Regions from separate parts of the Mus musculus genome. Here regions 1, 3 and 4 are each linked to region 2. Evidence: chromatin loops called from intact Hi-C (ENCODE). Cell type or tissue: heart. All regions are shown on one strand.

What was found. Hi-C counts contacts between places; a loop is a spot of excess contacts. Peaks named below come from ENCODE experiments on the same cell type or tissue, not always from the same donor. Only the 100,000 strongest peaks of a DNase experiment are listed, where the experiment ranks them.
Region 1: it touches region 2 in a loop (3-fold over the local background); 11 of 42 quality-filtered maps call a loop at or near these places.
Region 3: a loop joins it to region 2, with 7 times the contacts of the local background. A loop is called at or near these places in 14 of 42 quality-filtered maps.
Region 4: it touches region 2 in a loop (3-fold over the local background); 2 of 42 quality-filtered maps call a loop at or near these places.

The regions. Positions count from the first base shown.
Region 1 is chr16:97,958,343-97,966,342 of GRCm38, forward strand. It overlaps Zbtb21 (zinc finger and BTB domain containing 21), which reads right to left and starts at 4,280. Exons shown (of 3, transcript NM_175428.4): 1 at 4,072-4,280. In heart, a CTCF peak has its summit at 4,424; DNase peaks (open chromatin) are centred at 3,949 and 4,339; H3K4me3 peaks cover 2,372 bases; H3K27ac peaks cover 1,971 bases.
Region 2 is chr16:97,848,729-97,856,728 of GRCm38, forward strand. Prdm15 (PR domain containing 15) reads right to left here and starts at 2,499. Exons shown (of 24, transcript NM_144789.2): 1 at 2,323-2,499. The coding sequence starts at 2,391. C2cd2 (C2 calcium-dependent domain containing 2) reads right to left here. Exons shown (of 14, transcript NM_174847.2): 14 at 6,481-8,000. In heart, a CTCF peak has its summit at 3,197; DNase peaks (open chromatin) are centred at 2,543, 2,853 and 3,123; H3K4me3 peaks cover 2,766 bases; H3K27ac peaks cover 2,929 bases.
Region 3 is chr16:97,918,583-97,926,582 of GRCm38, forward strand. C2cd2 (C2 calcium-dependent domain containing 2) reads right to left here and starts at 4,051. Exons shown (of 14, transcript NM_174847.2): 1 at 3,473-4,051. The coding sequence starts at 3,733. In heart, a CTCF peak has its summit at 4,085; DNase peaks (open chromatin) are centred at 2,229 and 4,049; H3K4me3 peaks cover 1,905 bases; H3K27ac peaks cover 1,437 bases.
Region 4 is chr16:98,078,618-98,086,617 of GRCm38, forward strand. A630089N07Rik (RIKEN cDNA A630089N07 gene) reads right to left here and starts at 3,822. Exons shown (of 5, transcript NR_015491.1): 1 at 3,729-3,822. In heart, no CTCF peak of the experiment used is centred here; DNase peaks (open chromatin) are centred at 3,414 and 3,904; H3K4me3 peaks cover 2,287 bases; H3K27ac peaks cover 1,475 bases.

The sequences.
Region 1 (8,000 bases), 110 kb after region 2:
TTTTTCTTGATGTTTAAGCTTTTCCTCGAGCCTCAAGAGATCATGTATTTTTCATTTTATTTTTTAAAATAAATCCCCTTTTTAACCAGTCAGTTTCTGTTCTGCCTTATTTCTGCATGCTTCTTGCTCTTGTCCTAATCTTTCATGTTTGTCTTTCATATGCTAGATTCCTCAAGAAAGGCTTCCATTAGTGCCCCAGCATACACTATCTTCCATGAATGCAGCTTGCTCACTGGCCCTCTACAAGTGCAAGGCATGGTTAAATATATCTGAGGGGTGTTAATTACATTTTTTTTTTTTTTGAGACAGGGTTTTACTGTGTAGCCCTGGCTGTCCTGGAACTCACTCTGTAGACCAGGCTGATAATTACATTTTTTACACAGGGATATTCAGAACAGAAAAAGCCCTGTTGTCTAGAGATAAGGAAACCCCAAAATTCAGTTTCAATGTCTTAAATGTCTTCATGGAGACAGAGGTGTAAGAGCTGGTGTAGTTCCCAGCAGTGCAGAGGGAGCTTAGGAACCACCTTGATATAATACTGAATGAAGTTATAGTCCTGACTATCTTAGTTAAAACAGAACAGGCTAAATATAAAACCTATTAAAAAAAAAGCCTCTACAGACTCCTTTATTCAAACTACTCTTAAAATTCTTTAGTTACCTACTGTGGCTTTTTCCTGTTTCTGTTCCTGAGACACAACCTGCCCATCTGACCTCCTCCACTACTCAATCTGAACCGTCCAGATTTTGCCAAACCCCTTTTGCAGCGCAGATCAAGTTCTAATCCTTAAGGACTCCTTTAGGGCTAAACACTCCCAGTCAACATCCTAGTTTGTTTGTTGGAAGTCCTAACTTCTGTACCTTACAAAGGAATCATATTTGGAGCTGAGGTCTTTAAGACACAGCTAATTAAGTTAAAATGTGTCTTAATCCAAAAAAAAAAGAGTGATGTCTCTGAACAAAGACATTAGATCAGAGACAAACATGGAGGGAAGATCCTATGAGGACACACAAGGACGCTATCTGCAAGCCAAGGGAAGAAGTACAGTAGAGACCTGGCCTACCAACACCACTTTCATCTCCAATTTCCAGCTTCTATAACTGTGAAAAAATAAGTTTCTATTATTTAGGTCACTGAGTCTGTATACTAAATTAAAGCAGGCCAACTAAACAAACACAGTCCTAAACTTACTTAAGCTTAGAACAAGTAAGCAAAATACATCATGTAGCACATGTCTATAGTGCCAGTTCTTGACAGACTGAGGCAGGAGGATTATGAGTTCAAGGCCAACATGGGTTGGAGTCTCTTGTCAAAAAGGCAAAAAGCAAATGCCTACTGCCAACAGTAGGCACAACAGTTATCACACAGAGCAGGTACACCAATCAACACATTATGCTTATTCCCTGGCATATGCTAGTTGGCTGTGTGTCCCGCCAGGACTGCAAGCTCTTTAAAGTCCAATATATTACTTTTGGCACTCCTCATGATGCCCAAATTGAGATCTTACACAATACATATGTGATTATTTTTCACTCCCTACTCCAATTTAAATTAAGGAGTAGAAATGAAGCTTTTTGACTGCTTACTCTAAATAAAGCTGGCCACTTTACTGACCTGTTTTAGACTACAGGGGTTTTTCCCCTAAATTATTTCTCTAGAAAAACCCAAACTACAGACTAGCATACAAGACTTCTCTGACTGATATCAACTCACCTCTGTACCAAACCTGGATGGCTGTGGTAGTTTGAATAGGCCTGGCCCCAATAGATTCACATGAGTGAACTCATAGGGAGTTATATTATTAGGAGATATGGCCTTGTTAGAATAGGTGTGGCCTCCTTGGAGTGTGTCACTGTGGATGCAGTGAGGTCTCCTATGCTCTAGCGATGCCCAGTGTGGACACAGTACCCTTCTGCTGACTTCAGATTAAGATGTAGAATTCTCAGCTCCTCCTTCATTACCATGTATGCCTGAATGCTTCCATGCTTCCCACCATGATTATAATAGACTAAACCTCTGAAACAAAAAAACAGCCCCAATTAAATGTTTTCCTTTATAAAAGTTGCCTTGGTCATGGTATTTCTTTACAGCAATAAAATCCAAACTAAGACAGTGGCACTCCTTACCATCTAACCCACAAATCTGCACTTCCAGTTTCTGAAACCCTAACGTGTCTTTTATCTCTCCTTTACTTGGCCACTTTGTACAGAAGGATTCAGAGGGAACTATAAAGCTTTTGTAACTTGCCAACAGCAACACTTCACCGCTCTGCAATGACCCCGTGGTGATCTCAATGCATCAGGTTTATATGTGGCTCCCTCACAACACCCCACATGCTCTCCCAAAAAGCCCTTGTTTTCAGTTGTGAATTCCTAGCATAGGACTTAGCAGGTATCTACCACATAAAGAAAGCTCACTAGACTTGGGGATTGGACTTGTTGATCTTTATCTCTCCAGAGTCTGTAGAACCCAGCATGGGGGCGTTTTCTCAGCCTTTCCTGAGCTTTTGTGACTATATTAACAATTGGACTGACTCCATCTGTATCTCTGCTCAGACTTCTTCAGGCCCCACCCCCTTCCTTCTAAAGAGATCCATCTCAGTGAAGTCACTTGTCCTACATGGCACCTGTGATCCACACTTTCACACCTGTTTGTCTTCAATCATCACCTTCTTAGGTTGGATGATGCCAGCCATATCTCCTCTGGCAGAAAATTATTCTTTCCTTTGCCCTTTGGCCAATCTCTGATACTTGTAAATCCAGCCCTTTAAGCTCTAGTACTGGGACAACTAAAATGGCTTCTCAGTTATCTCCTTGTCTAGAGACCTCTACGCTACTTCTTTTGTTGCTGTTGTCATATCTAATATTCTCCACCACACAATACTGTCAGTTCCTCAAGGGAGAGTTTCTATTAACAATTTCTATTTCCTAAGAATGACACTCCCTATACTTTCAATAAATACTAAATGAAAACACTATGCTGTTAAGTGCATCGGCTGAATTAAAGAGTCATTTTTACGTAAGCCAAATTTCTACTTTAACGTCAATATTTAGGGGTAAGGTTAAGGGTAATGATTAATCACTAGAAGTGGAGGAAGGTTTTCAGTGGAAACACTAACATGGATTAACCTACTTTCAGCCTCTGAAACAAGGTGGGAGGACCATGAAACAAACCCAGGAACTTATGACTCAGGGTCATGCTGATGAACAATCACCAGACTATGCTGTAACACAGATAGATGTCCAAAGATGTAGAAGCGATTGGAGTTCATGCAACACACAAAAAAATGCCAAGCTTCAAAGGGCGGCTCAGTGTCCCCCAACACCACCCCTGTGTCGGGCAACCTTAGGGAGTACCTGTTTAAGGCTCTCTGTACACGTTCTGTAGTGTGCGGTTCTCCAGAACCCAGAGCCTCGGGGGCACATATGTGCATGGTTCTTTGATTACAAGGTGCAGTCTCTGCAGAGGAAGCACTCAAAGGTGCTCCAAATAACCAAGCCAGGGAGATGGGGGAGACCCCGGCCAAGATGTGAGCTGCAGGGAGGTCTTCCGTGCTATGTCCCCGAAAGAGGGTCTTTCTCCTAAGAAAAGCCTTGGGCCCGAGGGTGGGGGTGAGGGGTCCGATAGGGTGTGCATGGGCAAACGAGGTGGCCCCAGAGGTGCTGGCTGCCAGGCTGTCACGTTCCAGCCGCTGCAGGTGTGGGTGCCGCCGCCGCCGCCACCGCCCGCCAGTTTCCCAGCCCCGCGCGAGCGCGCGCCGCCCGCCCGCCCCAGAGAGCGCGCCCTAACCCGCAGCGGCGTCTCAACGGCTATGCTGTGGCCAGCACCCCAGACGCACACCGCGGCTACTCAGGCCGCCCGGGCCAGGGTGAGCAGCTCAGCGGCCTGGAGGCTGAGCATGCGTAGGAGCGAGGGCGAGGCCAAATGCGGGCAGAGAGCATGCGCAGTGCTTGGACACGCTCGACTACGTGGGAGTCTGGGCATGCTCGGTGAGGACCGCGGCCCCGCGCACGCGTAAAAGGGCCCGACGCCCGCAACCCACTGGTGGAGGAAAAAAAGAAGAGAAATCACCTCAGAGTTACGTCAGGAAAGGCCGCGTTTTGCGGAGAGGCCGTAGTCCCCGACCGGGCCCGACGTCCTCCTAGGGCGCGGAGCGTGACGGTTACTCACCGCTCTTCAGCCCTGGGGCAGGCGCCAAGCCCCTTTCCGCTCACACTCGGCTCGCGCAACCCGCAGCCTCCACTGCCGCTGTGATTCCATCCATCTTGAATTTGACGTCATCCCACACCAGGGATGAGGTCATCGCAAGCAGCGCTCGTCACGTGCGTGGCGCTGGGATTGGGTGCCGGGCGGCTGGGGGCGGGCCGAGGGCGGGCCTGCGGGAGCGCGGCCGCGTTGGGTCCGGCGCGTTGGTGCCTCTCCGGTGAGGCGCGGGCACGAGCAGCAGAGCGTAGGGACGCCCCCAGGGTACGCATGTGGTCGCGGAAAGCCCCTGAATGCGGAATGTGGAGCTATCGGGAAAATAGCTCATCTCCATTTCTTCCTCCTGGAGAAAGCGGCAGTGAACAAGTTGGGTTCCCAGGTTCCCCTTATTCGCTCTGTGGCTTTTTCAAACACATATCCAAACCTTACCCTTTTAAAATGGTGTTGAAGCTGGGAAGGGTGGTGCATGCAAGGAATCCCATCATCCAGGACACTGAGGCAGATTTCCCGTTAACTATTCTGAACTACAGAGTGAGGCCCTGGCTCATTTCAAAACAAAAGACAAAGAACGATTAACCTTTTTCCCTGCAACACCAGTTCTCTTTTAGCCTCTTTGCATGAAAATTACAATGCCATTTGTCAGATGACTGTACGCCAAAACCAGGCAGCTGGGTAACAAATGCCAAACTACAAATTCCAGCTGTGAAGAAAGGGTCTCTAGGCCACGGAAGTTTTCTAGAGCCTGGAACATAGCAGCAGACAGTCTCAACAAGTGAAATTTCTGTAACAGACTTTAAAAATGCCTAGATCCGCCGGGCAATGGTGGCGCACGCCTTTAATCCCAGCACTTGGGAGGAAGAGTCAGGCAGATTTCTGAGTTCGAGGGCCAGCCTGGTCTACAGAGTGAGTTCCAGGACTACAGAGAAACCCTGTCTCCAAAAACAAAAACAAAAACAAAACAAAAGCCTAGATCTTAAATTAGGTGTTCTATGTTTCAAGAAGTGTGTGGTTTTCAAGTATGCTTCTGAAGGTGGGTTTTAACTACGTGAATCAAGGTGAAACAGCATTATGAAGTGTGTGAGGGATATGTGGAGAAAGGAATCTTGCAATAGGTAGATCCATTGGGGGGGGGGACAGACTCCAAATGAATAACTCTGAGTATTTAGTTTTTTTTTTCATTTCAAGACTATGCCCTTTAGAATTTCACACTGAAAGTTCTCTTCTGCAATCATTCAAGGGTTTTTTTTTTTTTTGGTTTGTTTATTTGTTTGTTTGTTTTTAATGTATTTGTATTTGAACTGTATGGCAGTTAAGCAAGAAGTGGTCTTGTAAAGAGGGATTTGAGAGGACCACACACCATTGGGCCTCTTTTTTACATGCAGAAAATCAGTATGGAGCTGCAGAGCCTATGGCCCAGAGAGAAGCCAGATTCGTTTGTTTTGTTTTGTTTTGTTTTGTTTTGTTTTGTTTTGTTTAACCACATGGAGTGCAAAGCAACCTCCCTCCAACTGTTTGCCAGCTCAGTTGCTGTATCTGCAGTGCATGCTGCCTGTACTCTGGTGTCTCCATGTTCAAACAAGGTTGCCAGTTCTCTGAATCTGACCTAACTGCCAAATACAACAGAAACCTTTGGATCTTTCATACACCTCTGGCTTATGATATATTATTGGTTCCTTCTTCTAACTCAGTGACAGTGCTGTGCCACTTTGCCCTGGACTTCCTGCCCCTGGTTTGCACCTTCGTGGCTTCCTGTATTATTTCCTTTGCTACCTGCCCATCCACACACTTTTCATTTCTGAGGTCTGTGGTCTTACTTTGCGTTTCTGAGGTCTGTGGTCTTGCTGGTCCTGTTACTCTGTGCTACCTCATCTATGCCAGGGAAGATACTCTGGCAGTACAGTCACTTTAAGTGTGTGTGCCCACACCCATGTGCACACACAAAACTTTCTAACTGCTCTTCCAGCCTCCAGGTTTTACTCCACCCTGGCTTTGCAACCAGGGTGGAGACTTATCTTATTTTAAGATAAGTCTTAAAATGCTACCTTACTCCAGTGTGAACACTAGGTTCTCCATTGTTTTTAGGGGAGAATTGAACTTCATCCTGTGATGACTTAATAGCTTGACCCCCATCTGTGAAAGCAAACCTTGCTTGTTACCCTTCTCAACTCACCTCTGGGCTTCAGGTATGTTGATTCCTCACTGGAGCTACCCTGTATCTTCTACCTTGTCCTGTCATCTGTAATTGCTCTGGGATTCTGTTGCTTCTATGCTCTTCCTGTCACTTCAACTTTATTCTAGGGTTGATGCTACACCTCTGTGCTCATTAGTGCCTTTTGTGGGGTTTGTCTATTGCCACCTGTATGTGCCTTTGAATTTGTCCCCCATAGGCTTCATGCCTGGCTGTGTGTGGAAGACCAACTCTGACAGTGTGGTCATCGATCTAAGGAGGGGATGTGGGGTTGGTGATAATGTAAAGCAGGCGCACACTCACACCTACTTGGTGGATGAAGCAAGCTTCAATGAGCAAACTCTAACAATGTCACACATATACATACATACACACAACATACATACATACATACCAAACATATATTCCTACATTCATACACATTCACGCACATTTGGTAGATGGAGCAAAGCTTTAACAAGCAGGCTCCAACAACTTTATTTTTTCTTTTAGCCTTTTTATACCATCTAAGACAAAGTTATCTGTGTAAGAAAACAATTACCTCATAGCCACAAGTTATGTATTCTCCAAAACCAGTCACCACAAGGACATACTCTTCAAGAACAGATTAAAATCATCACGCAAAGGAAATTACAACAGAATTATTGATTGTGTATTCTTCTTTTGAATCTCATACCTAACTAAACATTTCCCATCTATAATTCATGGTAATCACAAAGCAATAATGCTTTTGTCATTGTTTAACAACGTTTAAGCAAGTTTTTTTCCCTATGCTTAGTTGACGATTTTATTTACCAAGAAACAGATCATCTACCTTACATTTTCTTTTTGAAATCTTGTTCAGCTAAACTGGCTAATCATCTATTCTCTGTTTTTATAGTCACAATAAAATTATTTGCTCTTTATTCATAGCTTTGCCTTTTCATGGTGCACCTGTGACCACATCCCTAGATCATGAAATCCAGGAACTCAAACTGTGCTGGTTTGAATAGGTTTGCCGCCCCCTCTTCCCCGCCCCAGACTCATGTGTTTGAATGCTTGGCCCACTAGCAGTATTAGGAGGTGTGGCCTTGTTGGAGTAGGTATGGCCTTGTTAGAAGTGTGTCACTATAGGGGTGGGCTTTGAGGTTTCCTTTGCTTAAGCTCTATCCTTTGTGGAAGAGATTCTCCTCCTGGCTGCCTGTAGAAGACAGACTCCTTCTGGCTGCCTTCAGATCAAGATATAGAACTTTCAGCTCCTCCTCCAGCACCATTTCTGCCTGCATAGTGCCATACTTCCAGCCATGATGATAATGGACTGTACCTGTGAAACTGTAAGCCAGCCCCAAATAAATGTTTTCCTTTATAAGAGTTGTCTTGATCATAGTGTCTCTTCACAGCGATAAAACCCCAAGACACAGACCTAACCTAGAATGAAATGTTTTCTTTGAGCATTAATTTGTCCCAAGCCTATTTTTCTCTTCCTAGTACAATTACATACATGCAATTGTTGAAAGCTTACTGTATGCCATTTTTAACCTATGCAGCCCTCACTATTCTACAAGATAGGGTCCACATTCTACTCTTACTTCTAACTGTATTAATATATTTAATTAATTCTAACTTTAGA
Region 2 (8,000 bases):
TCACCATTCTCCATTCCCAGTACCAGCTTCTCTGATCGGGCCAGGTTTAAGAGCAGCAAATGAAAATTCCACTGACCTCTTAAAATAGATCCTCATGTCACTCTTGTAAATGCAGTTATGAAAATGTAAGCCTCATGACAGGATGGCCCCAGTTACTTCCAACTCACAGGAACCAGCTTCCCTTTAAGCATCAGCAAGCTGACCCCGCCTCTTCTCCGTACCCTCCTGCCTCCTTCCCTGGAGATCCTAAACCGTCCATTACACACTGCTGCCTGCAATTGCTCTCCTGACGCCCCTGTTGTAACTTCTCGCAACACAAGTATGTCTATTCATTGAATCAGACATGATTTCACAGGACCACAGGCTGCACTCATTTCTTCAGGGTGAGCTGTGATGGCCTTCACTGAATTGTCATCCAGTACCCAAAGAAGCTGGTTCAAGAAGTACACAGGGCGTATAGCTCTTTTCCTGGGAGATCAGAACAGAGCCACATGGGTGAGGAGATGGAGCAGAAGGCTGGGAACAACAGAGCTTCATGCCTACCCTTCTGAATTAGGAGACAAAACTGCCAGTTAGTCAGGGCTTCAAGCTGCTGGAGGGTGGGCACCCACAGTGACTCCATGTCCCTCCCTATACCTGTGGACCAAGCCAGGGGATAAATGGATGAATGTAGTTTCCTGCCCTGGGTGAAGGAAGACCCGCCCTAGGAGACTCTAAGCGAGAGTCTCTCAGGTCCCATTCATGCCCACAGACTCTCAAAGGATGCCTGGACAGTGGGCCAGCTGGTGCCTCTAGGATAGCAGCCGTGTGCTGGATCATCTCGGTGTTTCCTTCTATTTTGAGTGGAGTCTACTGGCCTGTATTTGTGTGTGCTCTGGCTCCCCAAAGCACCCACAGACTCAACTCTAAGGACACAGTTCCTGTGCCAGTCCTGTTCAAAGCTCTCCACCCTGATTCACTGGCCTTTCCCAGCCTGGGATCCCAACTATGTTCCCACCCAGCCCTCTGTGCACTAGCCCACTCTGCTTTCCACTAGATTTCCACTAGAGGCTAGATTTCCTCACAGCACCTGTCTCCTACTAAACTACCCTTCCTAGATAGATGGCTCAGGTCAGTGCAGAGTGTGCCAACAACCCCTGCACACCCAGCAACCTTCTTCCTTCATGTCCTTGTCACTCTTGTGTAACCACCGTTACTTATAGTCTACACTGCCTCTTGCACCTCTTCTTTTGTCCCTTGGGTGTATGAAAGGTGTCCACAAACGTTTACCACAGAAATGGCCTGGTAGAACAATCTGGGAAAGTTATCCTGAACAGGTGTCAGACATATGTTACAAATGAGAATCTGAGTCTGGCCAGCCTTTATGCCACTGTTGGTGACCAGTTTTATGCTCTATTATACCTGAAAAATGCAGCAATGTCTTCCCTACCTTCTGCACAGATAACCTTTCAGGAAAAAAATGACAGGACACCCCATGGCAACAGTGGTCCTTCTCAAAGGTAATCTCTCTAAGACAGCCTTGTAATTGTAGCTGGCTTTGTATGGTCCAGGCTTCCATGAACATAGACTTCTGGCTCAGTCTCCAGAGTACTGGGATTATAAGCATTTGCCATCAACCTAGCTGTGGTTGGTGTTTTAATCTACCCATTTGTCTTCTGGAAAAACAAACTACCTTGTCTGTTCCCCAAAGAGAACTAGTATATTCTTTGCTGACATTTGTGGAAAAGCATGAATCAAAGACGGAAAAACAAACCTCATCAGGAGAAAACTTAGTGCTTTTTCCCTTTAATAATCCGATCTAAAGGTTTTATTTCAGAGTAAAGCAGTAATTTCAGGGCAAGTCTGAGGAGGAAGCTGCAGTAGGTAAGACATGGAAAGCCGGTAGGTTTGAAGCAAAATATGGTTGGGGTGGGGTGTATAGGCGATCAAGTCTCAGCAACTACTCTGCACTTTCCAGGGAGTACTGTCTCTGCCACCCCTGAGGTTTCCCAAAGTCGGAGAATTCAGGTTTTACTTTTAAAATTGCCTTCAGGACCTCAAGCGGTGGCCTGCACAAGCACCTCCATGGGAGGATTCTGACGGGCTCTAGCATATGTTTTTTTAAAAGAAGCGTTGGCAGCTTTAAATTCAGGCACAGGTCCACGTGTCTCCAGCTCACATTCTAGCTTCTACCATTTTAAACCACCTCGGAGGAGGGGTACGCTTATGAGCATGTGTGAAGAGGCCCTCCACCATTCCATGAAGTGTTGGGGGGGGGGGGAATAAGCGCGCCCTCGCCCACCACTGCCTCTCTCGTCCTACCTCTGCCCTCTCAAAACTCACCTCAGGAGCACGCAGGCTCCACCTGGCCCCCACCTGTCCACCCTTTTCCCAGATAGTAGGTGGGCACATGTCTCCAGCCTGTCTTGCCACTGTGGTCCCTGGGCCACCAAAAGGTAGAGACGAGTGAGGCGCCAGGGCCTGGGAGCCACGGCACAGCCTCGGACTTTCTTAAACGCCAAAGGGGCTGGAGACGAAGGCCCCTCCCTGGGCTGTGCCCGAAAACCGGGTAAGGCGGCCGGGTAGCCGGGAAGGGACTGTAGAGACTTGAGCCCGCAGCCACGCAGGGCCTGGCGGTGGCCGCTGGGCCTGGGCGCACTAGGGGCGCAGCGCCTGAGCCCGCGCCGGGGCGGGGGGCGCCGAGCCCGCGAGTGGGCGGTCGGGCGCCGGTTGGCGTGGGCCGAGCGCGCGGAGGGCAGTTGGCAGGGGCCGGGCGCTCGGAACCCAGGCTGGGCACTTAGGGCAGAGGCCAAGCCCGCGGCAGCGGAACCCGGCGGGCGCAGGGCGATCCCGGAGCGGCTCCGGATTCCAGCCGGGTTTTGACTCCGATCGCCCACGGCGCCCGCGGCCCCGACTGTAACAAAGAACAGGCGGCGCGGCGGCCGGACCGGGGCGGGCGTGGGGGGCGCGGCTGGAGGCCGAGCCCGGGCCAGGCGCGGGCCGCGGGCCGCAGCAAGGGGCGCGCGGTGGGGCAGCGGCGAGCATGGGCCCGGGGCTTTACCTGCCTGTGGAATGTGCAGAGCGGGGTCGGATCCGGACTCCGGGTTGCGATCCGCTCCGGAAACTGCGCAGCACCGGAAGCCGGGGGGGCGGTGGCGCGGCATCGTGGGAGTTGTAGTGCGCAGCGCAGGCCGACGGGCGGGCCCAGGGCTCCGGGTGTTTGCACCTGGAGCTGGGAACTTCGGGCTGTGTTAACAGGGAGTCAGGGATAAAGAACTGCGTGTTGTGGGAACTGGCTGGGGCTTTGTAGCCAGAGAGCCCAGGAAACGGCTGCGTGATTGAGGAACCCATGGGCAGAGATGCGTGGTTGCAGATATGGAGGATGGTTGCCTTCCTGAATGGGGAGCGGGTAACTGTCAATGTGGATGGGGAACAGGAGAGAGACTATATGGAGGCCTGGTGAAGCGGGCTGTGAGGATTCAGGGTAAGGGACTGAGTGAACAAAAAAGCTGGGGAGAGAGGCTGTGTGATCCATGAGAGGTGGCCAGATGGTATGTGAACCGAGGAGTTAAGGTTAGAGCTGTGTGTGTGTGAATGAGGCAGGCAGTGTAGTGAACTGAGCAGACAAGGACATCTTTGCCCTTCAAGACACCTTTAAGCCCGGGCGGTGGTGGCACACGCCTTTAACACCAGCACTTGGGAGGCAGAGGCAGGTGGATTTCTGAGTTCGAGGCCAGTCTGGTCTACAAAGTGAGTTCCAGGACAGCCAGTGCTATACAGAGAAACCCTGTCCTCGGGGGAGGGGGGGGGGACGACACACCTTTAAAACAGGTACACACCCCATCATCCCCTATACCACTTTCATTGGTATTGCTCATTCTTTAAAACAGGTACACACACATCATCCCCTATACCACTTTCATTGGTATTGCTCATTCTAAGTGCTCAGAAGGCCACTTCTTTCATCTTCTACATATGAAACAGGACTAAGTATAAATAAAATCAGGCTGTTTACAAGAAAAACCAGTGTAAATCTGAGACCAAGGAAGACATGTAGGCTGAATGGATTATCATCTACTAAGCTTCGCGCTTTGCCTTGGAACAGGATATGAAAGCAGACTTACTTGAAAGACTTTCCCTTGAAAAGGGAGCTCTCAATGTCAGGGCTCCCTGCTCCTACAGGACCCCCATAGGAACTGGTGACCTCAAGGTTGTTTTCACCATATTTAGCTGCTTAGGCACTCAGCCCATGGTAGTGGTGACCCAAGAAACCAGCTACTTTTTTTGGTTTGGTTTTGGTTTTGTTTGGTTTTTCAAGACAGGGTTTCTCTGTGTAGCTCTGGCTGTCCTGGAACTCACTCTGTAGACCGGAAATCTGCCTGCCTCTGCCACCTCTGGAATTAAAGGTGTGCGCCACCACCACCCGGCCTGAGCTGGCGAGAGACTTTGGTGGAATCCACATGATACTGGTTTTGCATATATGCAAAATACAAAAGTTATGGGGTTATTCAGATTTCAGAGGAAGATCTTGGAGGCCAAACAATATGTTACAAGGTCAAAATAATTGTGGGGAGCCACGGAAAGGACGATTGATGTTTGAAGCTGGCAGAGCAAAAACTGAAAAATTAGGGAAAGAGATGGGAAGTTAGAGATACCAGGAGTGTGGGATACCTGTTAAATACCTGCATTCCAGCAAAGCTAAGCCCAGATCTTGTAAGTCTTATTTGCTGGCTACTTCATGAGAAAGCAGGGCCTGTCTGCTCAGTCTAATAGTATAGGGGTGGTACAGAGAATGGGTGTGTGCATTCTAGAATGACCAGTGGTGGTTGATAAGGACCAACCCTGGCAGGGAAGTCGGGTTGTTCAGAATTCCTCAGGAGGTTCCAGCAGAGATCAGCCTGGTAAATTGTTATCAGTTTAGCCCTCTAGTCCCCCTCTTGGGATGGCAGCACAAAGCAGAACTTGGTGGTCTACAAAGGAGGCAACAGTCTCCCCAGCTCCTCCAACCCTAACACTCTCCAATTCCAGACACAGGCATTGCCTTGCCCTGTGTAATGTGTGGGGCTGAGGAACTGGGAGTGAGAGTACTGCCATTTCTCCAGTAGTGAGGTCTCCTCTCCTGTTGGGGTCTGAATGAAAAAGGCCTCCCACAGGCTCAAGTATTTGAACACTTGATCCCCAGTTGATACTGCTGTTTGGGGGGATGTTATTGAACCTTTAAGACTGTGGTTCTCAACCTTCCCAACACTGCAATTCGGTTCCTCATGGTTTATCCCCCAATCATAAACTCACTTTTGTTGCTACTTCATAATTGTAATTTTTGCTACTATCATGTAGCAAATTCTCTGTGTAAATTTGCTAACATAATGTAAACATCTGTTTCCCAATGGTTTTAGGTGACACCTGTGAAAGGGTCTCTTAACCCTGAAAGGGATCGCAGGCCAAGAACCACCACTCTTAGGGGTACAGCCTTCCTAAAGGAAGGGGTTATAGTCTTGCCTCACTTCCCGTTTAGATTTGTACATGAATGACAGTGTAACCAGCCAGCTCCCCACCCTTGCCCACTGCTTTCTCTGATGACTGCCGTGCCTTCCCTGCCATAATGGACTCTAATCCTTCTGGAACTATGAGCCAAAAATAAACCCTTTCTTCCGTAAATTTCCTCTTGTCAGGGTATTTTACCACAGCAACGTATAGATGCCACAGTAGATGACACCTTTGACGCAGAGAATGGATGGGCTCAACTCGGGTGACTCATCCTGATGGGCAGATGACAGTGGCTGGCCACCCCATATGCAATCAATCCCATAGGCAAGCAGGCTGAATAGGGCTGAAGAGTGAGCAAGTCTGAGATGATCTCCCTGGTGGTTCCTCAATGCAGCATCTCTCCAAATGCAATGTGTTTGTGTATATAGCAGGGTTACATGAAGGAGACCACAGAAACTGAAGACCACCAAGGGGATGAGATGCTTGCAGCAGGCAGCAAAGCTGCCCCAATCCTACCTCAAAAACCACTGCCATGTCCCGTGAAAGCATAAATGCTGTCACACACGTGGCTCCCATAGCTAAGCTGTTACCTTTTCCCTCTGCTGGGGTACAGCACTGATAGCAAGGACCCAAACGGATGAATGTTCATTCCCCTGCCTCCCCAAATACGACTCCCACAGACCATATCAGGCACTGCCTTGGGGACCTGGGCCAGGACAGACTCTAGCTTGCAGCACCCACAATCCACCATCCTCCAGAAGCTCCCTGGAACTGCTAAAACTGTATAGCAAATTTTAGCACCAGCATGGCCTGGGTGGTGCACAATAGCCCACCCAGCACAGGAGCACAGGGAGGAAAGCCCATGCCCGGCATGAGGGTGGAAGCAGGACCTAGTACATCCTTTCTGTACCTGGCGGTGATGGCCAGTCAAACAAAAAGACAAAGGATGGCAGTAATTCAAACAGTAAGAGAAGCCTCTGGGTCTCTCAGGACAGCACGGCACTCGGAACCAACTCGGCTTAAAGTCTTCCGTGGGTACATTTATTTCTCGAGAGATCAATGAAGTTCCAGCCACGTCTCACTGCACGGCATCCTGTGCCACCCATGTCTTTCATAACAAATACAATCATTTCCACAGATGCCAGTCCCCACACACCAGCTTCAGGTTCGCCACACACCTGGGAAGCTTTTACTTTTATCCCCTCTGACATAGAGACTGGCGTGACAGAGGGCAGAAAGCCACAGCTTCCAGCCCGATGGATAATCACATCTTCATTCCACCCTCAGCCAAGTGATCCAGGCAGCTTGGTGATCCCACAACTTATTTATACACAGAACATGGACATTTTATGTAAAGAGCCAGAGGTGATAGGAGCTTGCACTGCTGGTTTGAACAGTGTCTCTGTCCCTGTGCAGGTGCTTTGGTCCTCAAGTCTTTTTACCTGTTGGGATAGTGGAGACAGTGCCTGCTTGTCTCAGGACCCACACCTGTTTCTGTGCCTGGTTGTCAGTCAGTGCCCACACTTGTTTCTGAGACAGACAAATTTTACCTTCTACCATCCATCAACTTGAACTTTGAAAGTTCAAGATTGACAGCCCTGAGCTTATTAACCAAAGAAAACACCACTTTGGGTGGCAGCAATGTAAATTAATCTTTCCCTGTCTGCATAAGAAAAATTTCTGTAAATGTGGTCAGGGAAAATCCAAGCAAAAATCTAATTTGGAACTGGTTAGCAATAAATGGCCAAGTATCCACAGCTAGGAAGCAGGGCTAGTTTTAAACCTAAACTAAAATGTAAAATAAAGTGCTTTGTCTAAATCCTATTGTTCATAGTGTGTTTTCAATCAGAGCAAAAGAGCCCTAGTTTTGTTATTGCTACATCAACATCACACAAACAGCTCTATTCAGTCACTGCATGAAGGACAGGGGAAATGTGGCCAACTCCAGCCAACCTGAGTTCTGCTTCCAGATTCACAGACACATGGATTAGTGTTCATGAAAAACTGCTTTAAAACTAGCACTCTGCCAAAATCTTAAGACAGAAACTGAAGCCACCAAAGAATGTAGTCAAGATCAATGGACAGAGTTGGCTTAAGCAGTTGTGCTGTTGGCACCTGTTACATAATCTTAATGGTGTTCATTTCAACATAATTACCCTACACTACAAAGAAACAGAAGTGGATAAACAGCTTGGAGAAGGGATTTTATAGTCTGAGGAAGGCCCATTTTCTCAGGCTTGTCCTCTTTGTGTCCCCCATCTCTGTACACTCTGCTGTGATGGTATTCACAACTGGCAAAGGCTACTCAATGGAGACCCTAAAGGAAGCAGGTCTTAGATGTGGTTGGGAAGCCAGGAGCAGGATGCTCACAGAGTCATTTGTGGGCTAGAATGGCTAAAAATCATTTGTTCTTTTTTGTTCTTGCTAAAAGTATAACCTAAAATTCTGATACCTTCACACTTGACTAGACTTAACCTAAATGCCCAAACCAATAAAACCTGCATAGGTTGAGCATCCCTAACCCAAAAGTCTAA
Region 3 (8,000 bases), 70 kb after region 2:
CTTGGGTGGTGTAGGAGTATGGGCCATCACTAATGTAACTGATTATTACCACAAGCCAAAGTATTCAGGTGACTACAGGTCAATCACGGGGTAACCCTGAGCAGCTATCTTCAGATAACACAATACTTTCTGGGTTCTCTGGCTCTCTGTTACAGAAATATGGCCCCAACAATAAACATAAATTTTTGTAAAGACAATCTTGATGAAGAAATGAGACTTAATGTTAAAACCGTCAACTATAGGCATTGCTGGGTACAGTAGATCTCTGGTTGATAGATGGCGAGAGACAGGTGTGTACAGTGGCTTCTCACCCAAGGGGAAGAAAGTATCTCCTGTTCTCTAACCTTCAGCTAAGCCAAGCCCTTCTTGTGAATGTGGCACCGTGACAGAGAAGCATGCAAGGGTAATTCCTACTCACTGGAAGATTACTCACCAGATGCCAGATCTATGATGGCTTCCCCTCTTTCCCACCTAACTAATCACCCTATAAACTACTTATGGAGTGATGGTTGGAATCTGGGTTGGAGTTCACACAGCTACACTTATAAGAGCACAAAGAATCCACCTTGAGTCACTTCTTAGTCCTTGGATCACAGGGATTCAGTTACATCACACAGGCCCTCTTCATTAGACTTTATTCAGAAGAAACACTTGAGGCTCAGGATGAATTTGCTTCCCACAGGGCATGGCTGTAGCTTATGTGGGACCACAAAGAAGCCAGATCTTGAGCTCTCCATTCTCAAGCTCTTGAGAGAGAAGGGCTTGAGCAAAAAGTTTGAGTTTCTTTCCATTGTAAAACAACTAAGATGGCTTAATGAGTAAAGTGCTTGCTGTGTAAGGATGAGGATCTAAGTTAGATTCTCAGAACTTAGAAAACTAAATTAGGTATGAAGCAGCAGCATGCTTGTAATTCCAGCACTGTGAAGGCTGTGGAGGTTGTAGAGTCAGAAACAGGTGGATTCTTGGAGCTTGCTGGCCAGCCAGCCTAACCAAATCAATAAGCCAATCAGAAACCTTGTCTCAAAATACAAAGTGAATAGTGTCCTTGAGGTTGTCTTCTGGTCTCTCTCTACATGTACACACATTACATGTGCACCTGCATACACATCACACACACAAATACAAACCTAGCATAAAATCTGGAATGGGACTGGTTACTGTTTCCACTGGGTAGAAAAGTTCCCTCTTCATGGAAGATGCTGGATCTGATTGAACATTACTAGTGTCTCTCCATTCCACTCCACCAGTGACAGACCAAGTATTGGTTGACTCCCAAGTATTAGTTCCCTACCTGGCTGGGGCAAAGAGATTTCAGGACAGAGTCAGGCAAGGGACCTCTAGGCTGTTGCTGTCTGTGCCTAGAGCAGTCTGGGAATGTCAGCCTAATCAGGGATTAGTGGCATTTGAAGTGGGAGGAGGGCAGGGAGAAACTCCAGCAGGTGTGGTGGCTGGTGTCAGGCTCTCACTAGTATAAATGCCTGCATCTGTTCCCCACGTGTCACTACTGTAACAACAGCCACATCCTAAGACACTGGTAGAGAGGTAAGTGACTGAGTTCCTATCTACATGCAAAACCCTTCATTTGAATACAATCAGGCAGCATTCTCGGGTATCAGGCATCAGTCAGTCAACTAGAACAAAACTGTACTAAGGAATAGATAGCCAATACCAATTTCTGTGCAAAGTGCCCCCTGTAAAGTTACTTTGAGTTTAAACCCAATATGGTACTGGCACTTTCAAACAGGAGCTCTCTAGAGATAAATGTCTGAATTTGTCAAAGAGCAGAAAACAGACATGACCATGCAAACAAGCCAGTGTCTTTTCAGCCAACCCCAACCCCATGCCACCCCTAACCACAAAGGCCAGAGTGACAGATAAGAGGATTTCACCTGCCACTAATTCCATGGGAATTCACTTGCCCAACCGAGACCAGTGTTAAGGAAGGGGCTTCCTCTTCTATCTAGTCAACCCTCCAGGCACAAGAAGCCCTGGGAGCGTGTCTAGAGTGATCCTATCTTAGGAAGTCAACCAAGAAATGGCAGGAAATAAAACATCCAAAATTCACAGAAGGGGCACTGACTCTAGGCCACCAGTGTCTACTTCCTACAGATCATTAACCAGCACACTTGCTATCACCCTACTGAAAGAGAGAGAGAGAGAGACTGGCATCAGCTCAGGCAACACTGTGTTCTCTGTACTGAAGCCAGGCTTCTAACACCAGATCAAATGACAGTCAGTGACAGCAGCTTCATGGTGGGGTCATGTTTACTCCTATATATGAGGACACATGGCTTGAGTACTGACCCTGGGTAGAGGTCCAGCTCTGATGACTGCGCACCTATTCTAGGTGTCAAGACAGATGTCAACTGACCTTGTAGTCTTTGCATCCAAAAAAGTCTTTTTCCAAGAGTCCAGAGCAAAGTCTCTTGTACTGTTGGATTTGTGCTAACTCATACTTAAAGCTTTTTTCTTTTTTGTTTGTTTGGGTGTTTGGGTTTGTTTGTTTGTTTTTTCACTCAGTGGCTACATGTGCCAAGACCATGGCACAAAGATCAGGCTCAGGGCCTAGTGGAATATTCTGAAAGTGGATAGGTTCAGTGTGACAATGACTGAACATTATGATATTCACTGTGTTCAAGGCTGGCAGTGTGGGGCTTCTCCGCTGGGCTGTATAGCAGGTACAGAGGCCTGTGTACCTGAAGTTGAGGGACAGCTGCAGCGCTGACAGGTGCCAGCTCTGTCCCACCAACCTAATTCCCCTGTGGAATGCCTCCAAATTGTAGACGCCAGGAACTTGTCCTTACACTAACATCTCTTAAAAGTAAAAATAATTCTGCAAGCAATTAACAATGAAAGAAACAACCACAGGAGTATGAGACATAGAGCAGGGTAATAAGCCCAAGGTGTGAGGTCAGCACATTTGGGTTCTCATCTTGGCTCTGACACCAAAGACTACTTTAACCTTCCAGGCCTCAGTTTCCTCAGATGGATGATGATGATGACATGCTAATCTGGAAGTGACATAAGCATTTACAGTCCCCAGGGCTATAGCTGAGAAGCAGCGAGATCTCAATAAATGGTCACTATTCTATGTGCTCAGAAATGCAAGCCTTTTAGAATTTAGAAGCTTTAGGCAGAGAACAAGATTCTAAATGAAAGCACATTTGGATCACAGTTATCCATTTATCGGGTTCAAAACCAGTAGGTGTCCACTCGGAATCCTCTAGGGACCGGCTGGGTGGTTCTCCCACAGAAAGCCTCACGGAGCTTAAGACGTTTGCTGTGTGAAACAGTCAGTCACTTTGTTAACTCCCCACCTCAGGTGCTTCACTCTCCCTAGTTCTAACTTCAAAGAACGCCTTTCCTCGGTAGGCTCTGGGTGGCGAGTCAGGGACTGTGGCGGCCTCCCAGGAACAGGGCTCTTTCTGATGCCCCTCTCACCTTCAAACACCACGCCCTCCTAGGAACTCACCCCTCTCTTTTCGGCCTCATAGTTCAGGGCGGTCACCCAAGCCGCCTGCCACTGGTTCCCCCAGCTATCCCGTGTCAGTATCCAGGAAAGGAGTGTGTCCGACTCCCGGCGCCTTAGCTCATCCGGCTCCGCCCGCCGCCGGGGCGGGGGTCGCGCCTTGGCCAGCGCCCACTGCGCCAAGTACAGGCCCACGGTGCCCAGGGCCGCGACGAAGAGCGACACCAGGAAGAGCCACTGCACCTCGCTGAGCCACGAGCCCATGCTGACGGCGCATACCCGGCGAGCGCGCCCCGACTTCCCCCAGCAGCCGTGGCCGCAGGGCGCGCGGAGCTGGCGGGTGGCGACTCAGGACATCCGCCGGTACGCAGGGGCACAGGGTCCGGGGCCTGGGAGGCCAAGGCAGCGGGGAGGGCGGCGAGGACCGGTAAGCGAACCAAATTGAGCGCTGCGCGCCTGGGAGCCAAACGCGGGACAGAGGAAGCTGCTCCCCACGCGCGGTTGGGAAGTGCAAGGCAAAGGCTCTTCTTCCCAGCTTGCCGCCCGGGTTGTCCCGCCCGCGGCCCGTAGTAACCGCAGGAGGCCGGGCCTGGGGGCGGAGCAGGAGCGGAGTCTCTTTTTACAGCTCCGCCTCCTTAAAGGCCCCGAGGGCCCTCACGGCGGCGTTAAGGGCGCAAGTCCTCTCCTGCCACTACCTTGAGTGGTGGGTGAGAAGGTGTCGGGGTGCCTCGCTTGGCGCGCCTTGGCTGGGAACTGTGCGCTGGCGCGTGGGTGGGATGCCCAGATAAAGCGAGAATTCCAAGAATTTCCCCACTGCCAAGACTAGGATTTTGCAAGGCTAGCCACAGCAGCCTGTAGCTGTCACCCTAAAGTAGGCTGATGGTCGCTGCAATATGGGGATGATGCCTGTCCTATTTCAAGATCCAGGGAGGTGCTTGTCAAACCTAGGCCATAGTTCAGGATGTGCATGGATCATCGACTTTGGAGTGTGTGTGTGTGTGTGTGTGTGTGTGTAAGTATACATGTGTGGTATGGTGGGAGGGGAATTTGGTATGTTGTATGTGGTGGTGAGATTTGTATGTGCACAGTACCCGTTTTTTGTGTTTTGTGCATTTGTGACAGCTTTCTGCATGCTCATCTTGAGAAGTTTCAGAAAGTTGTCAGAAACATGGTTCAGCTGTGTTTTCTGCAGCTGCATCAGTGGAACTGGACTTCAAGTTAGGCTAGGTGGACCTAACATTCAGCCTTCTCCTAGTATGTTGGAGCAAAAGACTGGCTACATCAGGGGAGATATAAGCCTAGAATCAGTGTCCCTACCACATTTATCTTTGAGGAGAAACGTGGGGTGGCAGTTGGACAGAGGGACTTTGTGGAAACAAAATGGAATCAGTTCAAGGTTGCTAGGATTGAACTTGAACCTCTCCTAGCTAGGATATGGGATTAAAAACTCCCTAACCCTAACCCTGTCTTGAAAAAACAAAAACAAGCAAAAGAACAAACAAACAAGCAAAAAAAAAAAAGTAAACAACAACAAAACAACCCTAACCATGTCTTTCAAGTTACCATAGGATGATGAACCCTACCTAGCAGGCATAGTACACTGGCTGGAGGCTCAGACTTACTCCCCTTTCCCTCTTTATATCTGGTATTTTAGCAGAAACAAAGAAAATCTGTTCTCATTGAAAGAAAAGGCTGTTTATTTTCTAACCTAAAGCTAGATCTATTCAGTTGGATGATGTAGGTCTTACCAGACACCTGGGAGACTAGACCACATCTACCTGTGTCCAAATCCACCTGTGTTCCTATGTGTATGTTGGCTGCTACTATGTGGGTGGTGACAAGGAGCTCATCTATCCTGTGTGACTGGTACAACCAGTCTCATTCTTCCACGGACATGTCTCAGGGGCTGCTTACCCAACTGGATTGTAACAAACTTCAAATTAACCACCATCCCTCATCTGGAATGTGTCATATTTCTATATGTGTCTACAAAGAGATTGTTGACATGTAGACATGGAGAGTGTCAATATTTGCTTCTAGAAGCAAACTAAGAGGAAATAAAGAATGACCCTGGCTTATGGGACAATGCAAGTGGTCAAAACATGCTTGCAACCAGAGCAGAAACACCTCCTAAGTTCATGAAGAGATCAGGCCCCTCTAGTTTCTGCTTCTAGTGGAAGACCCATTGGTCCTGGGCTTGTCAGGTGTTTGATTCCCCGTTGTGATATTCCTTGCTTCCCATCAGCTCCTGTTTCTTTCCCCACACCCATCTTTGACCTGGGGAGCAGACTACAGTTCTCCTGTGAGGGGTATCTACTCTCACTTCAATGGGTTTTATGGGTCTAATTCTCAGTCACATTTGGCTGTGGCCATTTGTTGAGTTTAATCTCTCTCTCTCTCTCTCTCTCTCTCTCTCTCTCTCTCCCTCCCCTCCCCCTCCCCCTCTCCTCCCTCTCCTCCCTCTCCCTCTCGCTCTCTCTTGTTTGTATGTGTGTTTGTAAGTATACATGTCCATGTGTGTTTCAAGTGCATGCACCCATGTACAAGCAGCAAAGGCTGGAGAAGGACATAAGGTATCCTACTCCACTTTCAGCCTTGCTCTCTTAAGACAGTATTTTTTTTTTTTTTGCTTCTATTCTCTCATATATTATATCCTGTCAGCAGTTTCCCCTCCTTCCACTCTTCCCAGTCCCACAAGTTCTGTGCCACCATTACCCCAGCACATCTTATAGGCAGGACAGATTGTAAGTCAAAGGTTTTGTGGCTGGGTAGATTTCCCAGTCTTACTGCTACAATCCTTGCCCGGTTACAGAAGATGGCTAGTTCAGGCTCTGTATTCCCCATTGGGTCACTCTCAGATTACAGGGAGTTTCCACTGCAGTACATTGTCCCTTAAATGCCCCCTCAATTCCAGTTTTCTCTCCCAGTACTCTCTCCCTCCCTCCTTCCCTCCCATTCCAGCCTGATCTCTCCTGTTCTGATCCCCACCTGCTCCCAGTCTCTCCACAAAATCCGCCCATTTTCCCTTCCCAGGAAGAACCATTGCATGTGTCATCCCCACTCCCCCAGCCCTTTTGAGCCCTCCTTGCTACTTAGACTATCTGGGTCTGTGGGTTGTAACATGATTATTATCCTTTATGTAACAGCCAAGTGGTATTGGTTCACACCTTTTATCCCAGCACTTGAGAGACAGAGAGACAGGTGGATCTTAGACCAGGGTCAGCATGGTCTACAGAGACAGAATCTCTTTACTCATCCTAGAGCTAGGCTGATAACCAGCAAGCCCCAGAACTCTTCTATTTCTGCCCACTCCCCACCAACACTGGGTCACAGTGGGTGAAGGCATGCAGCCACATCTGGCTTTTTACATGGATTCAAAGAGATTTAAACTCAGGTCCTTCATATAGCAAGGGCTCTTACCTACTGATCCATCTCCCTAGTCCAGGTTTAACCACTCTTCAATACAAAATGTTGTGACTCTGGGTTCCTATGAGTAGGCAGGGTAGTGATCTATACATGAAGGAGGAGCCTAGTTATGTTGGCTGCTGCCCCTGGCTGGGTCCACGCTCCTCTGTGGTAGTTAGTGGGTGATAAAACATCTCCTAGCTGTTTAGCCTGTGCCTCAAACATTTTCCATCAATCCACAGAAGCCTTCTAAAGGCATCACTCTGAACATGGACGAGATCTTCCTGCAGTAGAGGGCTGGATATCATGGCAGAGTGGAGAAAAGAAAAGCACATGACCCATGTTCTAAATTCCCCTCCAGCCCCAGAGCCTGAAGCAAAAGTCCCCACTGCTCCTATTTTCATCTCAGACATTTTTCTGAAGTGCTTGACCTCCAGTCAAGAGTCGCATGTTGGATGTTCTATGCTGACTCACCCTGTCTTAGGGCAATTCTCTTATCTGTACATCAAGATTAGACATACTTCACCATCTTAACAACCAAGCCCAAAAGATATGAAAATGCTATATTTTCAGAAAATAATAAACGTATCTAGTGTTATAAGTTTTGCATCTTATACAGTTGTTCTCATTCATGTGGGAAATTATTTATTACTGTTGAACAGATACTTGGGGTGGGGGGCTGGTTCTTAGACAGTCTTGTGTAATCCAGGCTGGTCTTTAACTAGGCATATAGTCTGAGGTAATTTTAAACTCCTGATCCTTTTGCTTCTATATTCCAAGTGCTAGGATTTTTGATGTATTCCAACATGCCCAACTTTATGTGATATTAGGCATGGAACCTTGGTCTTAATGCATGTTAGGAAAGCACTCTACCAACTGAGCTACATCCCCAGCTCACTGAAAGGTTTATAAACATACTTCCAAAGAATTGGGACTTGTAGGGCAGCAGGCATGGGGGAATAAAGGGAGTGGGAGAAAACCCTCGACCCACCAGAGTTCCAGTGTTCTGGGCAGGTGGACTCGGTAGGACTGCCGCATGATTTCCACGCAGCATGTGTGGGTGTCTGGCTGTGGGAAGCCACAGCCCTCAGAGGGTGGATAAGGGGCAGTCCGAGGTCTCTGGGCC
Region 4 (8,000 bases), 230 kb after region 2:
GAATAATTTTAATATCTGCTTCCTGCCACCTGGATTATAGCATATGATATAGAATCTGCCCTACCCACCTGCACACCACCATGCACACTTAAGAAACCTTTACATCTCAGAAACTCCTTTTGGACCCTGGAACTGAATTTCCCTGAATCACTTCATGCATTTTGACTGGTGATAGTGGAAAGGTAAAAGGATTTTAATCAGATCTTGCTGAAGGATGATCCCCATAACCTCATCTCTACCAGTTTCTAAACTATTTGTAAAATCTATCACACAAAACTGAATTTGCAATGCAATGTTCAGAACTTCTAGAAACCAGATTTTCAGTGTTGAAATCTGTCTTCTGCACATCAAAAGCAATGCTTGTATGTGCACATGGAGCAGTGATATAAATAACACAGCTTCCTATGGCCAGAGCTGCAGAGCCTACTCCCCTCCAGGGAATCCACACTCAGGCAGCTCAGAGGCCAAGGCTCTTTGCCCAGGTCACCACATGTACCAAAAGAAAGACAGTCTGGTTCCCAGTCAATCACTGTCCAATCAGACTGGACTGCGATTGCTTAGCCAATCCGTTCTTCCTGGTGGCTGTCACAATCACAATGGCATGGCTTGGGAGAATATGGAAAGAACCTCCAAGCTACCTCCCAATGCTGCTCCTCCTGATTCCTAGGCTGCCCAGAGGACGGTAGCAGCTCTCCTACTGGAGGATTAGAGATTAAATCACTCAGACAGCACAGGCCTTCCCAGCTCTGCCCTTCTACCCCACCCTATGGGCAGACAGAGCCCTAGTATGGTAAATTTGTACTTTAGTAGAATCTTCTACTCTCACAGGTGTGGAGAGCTCTTGATACCGCTTCTAGGAAAATGGCCAGAATATTTGACACTGGGCCAGGACAAGGAAGTAAGCTAAAAAAAAAAAAAAAAAAAAAAAACCAGCTGAGGAATGTGTTCCTCACAATTTGTCATATCTCGATCATCTTGATAAGACCCTGAATACAGGGAACTTCCTTTACACTTTTTTCCTTCCTTGATGATGATGATGTTTATGCTTTAAAACTAACCCTATTCTTCTATGTGCCCAGGCAGTCAAGGAGGGTCTGGGTCTGTTGGCAGATTTCCCAGCCTGATGAGGCATAGGACGATAAGAGGGGGTACTCCTGAGGTTCAAGGGAGGTACCTTTGGATAAAAACAGATATTCTGTGTATATTTCAGGAAATTGTTTCTGTAAGCTTGTGGCTTTGCTTTGAATGATACTGTGGGGTATAAAAACACTACTAAAAATAAACTCAAGGCTCTGGTTGCTGCTGGCTGCTGCTGCAGCAGTATTAACCAGCAGTCCTCCCAAATCTAACTCTCGTCTTTACATCTTCTTTCTGCCTTTTCTATATTTAATCCTTGCCTTCGGTATCAGAGACTGTCTGACTCATGCTGGGGGGTCCAGTACAAGGAAAGAAAGTAGATTCAAAAATCTCTTTCTCCTCCATCCTTGTTACTCTCCTATCTGGTGTTAGGGAGTGACGAAGGGGTGTGTGGGGGAGACGCGGGGGGGGGGGGGGGGGAGGGGGGAGGTGGAGCTTGGGTGCTGTTGGGGAAGGGGTTAAGGGTAGGGGAAAAGAAGTAACCATGAAGTAGCAAAGACCAGCTACACTGATTAAGGCTAAAAGAGGAGCCAGACTAGAATGGATTTTTCATTCCACATATGCTGACACCCTTTAGTCTCTTTTAGGTTCAGGTTGAGGTTAAGTTTTGAACAACTTAAATACAGACTGGAGGCTGCAATTCTAGCCACTAAGACACATGGGAAATCTACACAGCAAGCATATTCCCAGGATCATTTCTTAAATACACAGTGCCCTAACACAGCAGGTTAGTGACAGTGTCCTGAGTGGAAGGTTCCAGATGATGAAAAAACTGGAAAAGGAAAAGGTAGAAAGTAAAAAAGCTGGGGTGGGGAGGTCTTACACAAGCTATGGCTCATGCTAAGCAAGCTTCTAAAGAATACCATCTTGTACACGATTGACATGAGTGAAAAGGAAGGAGATGGGAGACATCTATGAAGTCAGGAGAAAGATGAAGAAACTATGAAGTCAGCAGAAGCATCATACAATCGGACACACTCAGGAGAAGTCTAATTAAACAGTGCTGCACAAGGGCAACTCAGTGTTTCTCAAAAACATTTCTGACCAAATCTCTCATGGCCTTGGGAATGATAACCACAGCCCCATAGGGTAGGAAGTCTTGTTCTCAGAATCTGATTCAACCTCTCCCAAGCATATTCCTGGTTTTAGAAAAGGCCCTGGTTTTATCTCTATACCCAGGGCCTCAGGGTAAGCTGCCAAGGAGCCAGGTGAGTAGGCCCCAGGCTGTGACTGGCTCTGCCAAGCATGTTCCTGGGTTTTAGAAGGAGCTATATCATGCTCCAGACAGGGGAACCTCAGGGAAATTACAGTTTGATCACGCCAGCACTCAATAATGCAACAGTGTTTTCTTTTCTTTTCTTTTTACCCTTTTCACATGGTTGTCACTAAGTGTCATCTCGCCCATGTGGCATAAGTATGCTTTTTTCAAGCAGAAAACTGAACCTTTATGGCACACTAGGCCTTACTGTAGATTGTGATCCTGTAATGCCCCATTGAGCAGCTGGTTAGAGGCCTGCTCTTTCATATGGAGATGGGCCTAGTGGCTGCTTGTAAATCAAGTTTGTTTTCTTTATTATGGCTTGGAGCCATATTTCTGGGCAATCCTTGTGAACAAGCATGTGTATCCTAGCAACCTAAACTCTAATTGCCCTGGTTAGCACATTACTTATCTGTGAGATGTTTTACATGGAGTCCACCCTCAGATAAATTCTACTTGGAGTGCCTTACTATCTCCTAAGCTTTAGTAAATCCTTTACATCATCAATCCTGCACTTTTACATCACAGCTTGATATTGGATTGCTACCCAGCACATGAGATGTCTTTTACAACCTCCACAAAATTAACTCCAAATGGACTGTCCACCTTAATGTCAAATGCTAAGAACAGAACTTGCAGAAACTAGGACTCTCTGAGTTTGGGATCATGCCAAAGATCGTTCTACACACAGGCCAAATGCAGCCCCCACAGTGAAGTTATTCAGAGGCTACGGCTGGGTCCCGCGAGTGGCTAGGACCTCAGGGGACCTCACACGTGGCCGCCGATTCCCATTCAGTCCTGTGAAAGCCCCACCACACCAGCTCGCGCTGCTGAGACCCCTGCTTCTCCCCATTGTTGGCAGTGACCCTGTGCTCACCATGGCGCAACTTCGGAGCTTGCCTGAGCACAATCCACAGCATCCAGCGGCAGGACAAGGAGCACAGCACACAGGCCCATTCAAGCTGGCTCAGCTACTAAGTGAAACCCGCACCACGGCAACCGGAAAGCCCGCCTTCTCTTCTGACTGGCAGGTCCGCCTAAAGGCTCTGACTGGCCAGTAAGTCTGGAGCACCTCCGTTAGAGTTAAGAGTTAGCTGAAGGTACACAGTGTAGGTTCTCAGTCCAAGCTTCAAGGCCAGGACCCAACCTCTTCCAGATCTACAGGAATTTGCATTTCTGTAGTACTTGTGCCTATCCTCCAATAGCCTACCAATCTGTCCCCCCCGCACAGCGCCAGGGAGACCCCACCAGGAAGGCTGGCGGAGACCTGCCACTGCTCAGCCGCTTGCTCCTCCCCTATGTGGGCAGTGACCCTGTGCTCACGATGTCGCACCTTCGGAGCTTGCCTGAGCACAATCCACAGCATCCAGCGGCAGGACAAGGAGCACAGCACACAGGCTCATTCAAGTCTGCTCAGCAACTAAGTGAAATTCGCGCCAAGGCATCCGGAAAAACCCGCCTTCCCTTCTGACTGGCAAGTCAGCCTAAAGGATCTGATTGGCCAATAAGTCTTGAGTGACTCGAGCACCTCCCTTAAAGGTACATTGCGTAGAGATTCTCAGCCCAATTGAAGATTCTTCAAGTCCAATGCCTGACCTTTTCCAGATCTACAGGGATTTGCATTTCCATAGTACTGGTGCGGGTCCTCCAATAGCCTACTCTTCTGTCTCCCTGCACAGCCCCAGGGAGGCCCCATCAGGAAGGCAGCCGGAGATCTGCCACTACTCAGTGGCTTGCTCCTCCCCTATGTGGGCAGTGACCCTGTGCTCACCAGGTCCTGACTTCAGCCCCAGCTTCCCTAACTCACTAGGCTGTTTGACTTCTCCCTCCTGGAATTAAGGTAGGTAGCTTGCATAGCCCATTACTCAACTTGCAGGGGAGTTAGCAAACTGTCCCACAAGCGGAAAGGTGCCCAGGATATTAACTATTAGAGGGAGATTTGGGGTAACAATAGTTTATAGATATGAATAGGCTTATTAATTTCTGGTTTGTTATGTTCATAGTGTAATTAATTTTGATGCATTTGTGCCGTGGTGCAGCCCCAGCGTGAGGTATTTCTTCTTTCTTTTCGGTTCTTCTTGAGGCAACGGAGAGGTAAGAGCATAGGCGGAGGGTAAGGCTTTGTCTTAACAAAAATTTAGGGTTGCTGTATAATAAAAAGTTTACTTATCTAAGTCTAAGTTACTATGCTGTTGTACCTGACCTGCGTTCTGTGATCCTCTCAGGTCAGAAACTGCAGTTTCTGGCACTCAGCACCTCATCCTAAAACAGCAGATTAAGTAAAGAATTAATTGCTAGACCCTTTCCCCTGTTCTCCAGATGCCACTTGCTTTCGGGATAGGAGGATGTTTGGAGCTATAAACTTCTACTGAGCCAGGAGAAGTAAATAACACTCGCAGAAAGAAAAAACTTTTACATAAGCAAATATGCATAATCTCACATAAATTCATATTCAGCTTCATTCATGCTCACTTATTCATTTTCATTAGAAGCCAGATGGGCCCAGCTTTCATGCATTCTCACAATTACATACTTACACACACACATGCAGACATTCTCACAATTACATAATTACACACACATCCATATTTACATATGCATATGGAGCATAAGACCCAGCATGGTTGCAGAAAGAACTCACACATTCTAGATGAAAACTAAATGCACTCCAATCTGTATTACATAGAGAAAGAAAAGGCTTCTACCTTCTTAATGCTAAATGAATTAAACCCATGTTTGTAAGAAAAAATCTTTGTTTCTTTTAATAAGACTAAACCTGCCTTGTCCTTACCATGGGATCTGCTCTGTCCCACGGTAAGGAGAAGCCTGCTTGCTCCTTCTGCTCTCAGCATCATCTACTTTTTTCTTCTTTCCCTCTGCATTCTACACATTGCTCTCTTAGTAGTTTATGTTACCTATAATTTCCAAGCTACTCCACTCTGCATTCTCCTTCAAAAATCATCTCCTCAGCTCAGTTCTCTCACCTCCATTCCTCTCACCCCCAGCCCCCAGTTTTGTCTCTTCTCTTTGTCCTCAGCCCTTAAACATCATTCATAATACATGACCACATGTTAAAATTTTCATCAAAAGTTCACCAGAAAATCAAATCATAAATTGAAATAGAATGTTACAACAGAGGATGTTTACATGAATATCCATTAGGAGTGATTATCAAGCTAAACATCCATCACTTGTCTCAGCTCCACGGGTTCACAGAAGGCTTAAAACCATAACTAAGTTATAAGTGAAGTTTTGTATAGATAAATCCAGTCAATATTTTATCTTCTGTCCTAGCACCTATAATAAATTGTTAGTTCCCTTTTATGGCCTTTGGTTAATTGTTTTACAACCTCTTAGAATGTGCTCTGAATAGAAGAAAGTCTGGTTACTAGCTAAGAGTTGTTAACTGGTGAAACTTGAGAGACTGGGAGAGTTCTCATTGCAGCTTTGACTATCAGGAAAGGGCCTAATAGCAGTCCCATTATAAAAAAGCTTAATGATCACAGATACAATTTTAGGAATTCTTATAGGATCCTCATTAAGTATTATGTCATCCATTAGTCTATATAGCATCACTACAAGATAGTACATCTTCGTGGATCTGCAGAGATCTGCTCCAAAGGGATGTGCTTATACTTAGTGGTAGTTATGTATGTTCAATAACAACAGGAAAAGCATATTAATAGCAGGAATCTTTCCTAAAATGAGTCCCTCACAGCCTTGCTCAATGAGGGCTCACCTGTAGAAGACTATATAATAATCTGAGGCAGGCCACTTCAGGATGATCACCTGCTAGTTATTAGCTTGTCCCATTATGGCTCCTGACACAGTGGGGACTGAGGTTGTGTAGGAGGTCCAGGACATGGACAAAGCTGTCCAGATAAGATCCCCTTATCTATACACTCTACAGCACTGCACACACGTGCTAACACATCTTTGCTCTCAACAAAAATATACTGTTTTTTAAAATGAAATTACCTTTAACCTTTCTTTTTCATTAGAGATATGAGGTAGTCATCTTTCCTTGGGACAAACATCATTTTCATGTTTTCTAAGAACTATACAAATTTTCACTTTGAAATCTTAAGTGATTTACTTAAGAGAGCATGTTCTGTGATCCGCTGTGTTCACACTGTGCTTCCTTCCATGTCTCGGCAGCAGGTTGCTCTGAGTGTAGGAACTTATGCCATATTTTTCTTTAATTTTATTCTTTATATATTTTATGAAGATGAGAAGGTGTAATGTTTCATGTTTGGAATGCTTATTTGCAAAAGGACTCTGTTCTTACATATTAAGTGGTATGGATAAAGAAGAAGGAGCAACTACTTAATGTTTATCAATTAAGTGTCTTAATATATACTCGGCTACTCACACTCTCATTAGTTATAGATAAGAAATGAAGAGATTTTAGTTTTGTCTAGAGTAGAAGAATGTGAACCAACATAATTAACTTAGTATTGGTTGCAGTGCTGATAACAGCCATCATGTATTTTTTAAATTTCACAAAAAAGAGAATTATATGACTTTTACTATTATAAAGGATGCCTCATGTAAAAGAAATTACCTTATTCTACCTAAAATTTTGAGCCCTAGCAGTACATTTAAGCTCTTTTTTTCTGTTTGTCAGTAAATAGCTAGTAGGCAAGCCTAAGTTATTGAGAACCTAAATCATTAAACACCATCAAACAGAAAAAAAAATGCTTAATTATACTTCACATTATACATTGGGCAGTTTATAGTTATATGGTAAGATGTATAGTGATATTAATAAATCATCAATTATAAGCATGATTCTGCTTCTTCTAAAAGAAGAAACGAACAACAGTAAGCTTTGGGACAATGATTGAGGGAAAAGGCCATTGAACACGACCACATAGACAGCTGTAAATTAGATGACCATGGAGACAGAAATGGAAAGAAAACAGCTTAAGAAAAAGCTCAGGGTAGGAACAAATCACTTTTAAAGGTTTAAAAGGAAGAGAAACAAACACGATCTTTTTTAAGGGATACCAATTGGCAGGCACAACAAAGTCTAAATTGTACTTCAGATTATACCCCACGACAGTATCCTGCATACATGTAGGCTATCTGCACTGAGTTACATTATAACGTGATCTAATGTCCACATGAGATAGTGACCTTTACTGGTTTTCCATAGTACAATAAAATAAGTAAAATGCTATTGTATAAATACTAATGTCATTAAATGAATCTGTGTTCTCCAGAAAGAGACACACATTAAAGACAGAACTTAGCTCAGGTCAGTGCTTTGAAAGAGGGTTGGAGCCCTTCCCTGTCAGTGGCTCAATGCAGCTCACCACCTCCTATTTATTAACATGTAAAAAGGAGCAGAAAAGACAATGTTCAGCAAGATTAAGCAAATGGTGAAGGATATTTTCAGTTTGTAATATGAAATTTAGGTACCCAGAACCCTCAAAAGACACAACCTCATAGATAGGTAAGGATTACATGGTCTTGCGAAAAAGCCCATGAATTCAAGAAGATAAAAATCTGTAAATACGGGACTGGAGAGATGGCTTAGCAGTTAAGAGTACCTACTGCTCTTCCAGAAGTCCTGAGTTCAATTTGAGCAACCACATGGTGG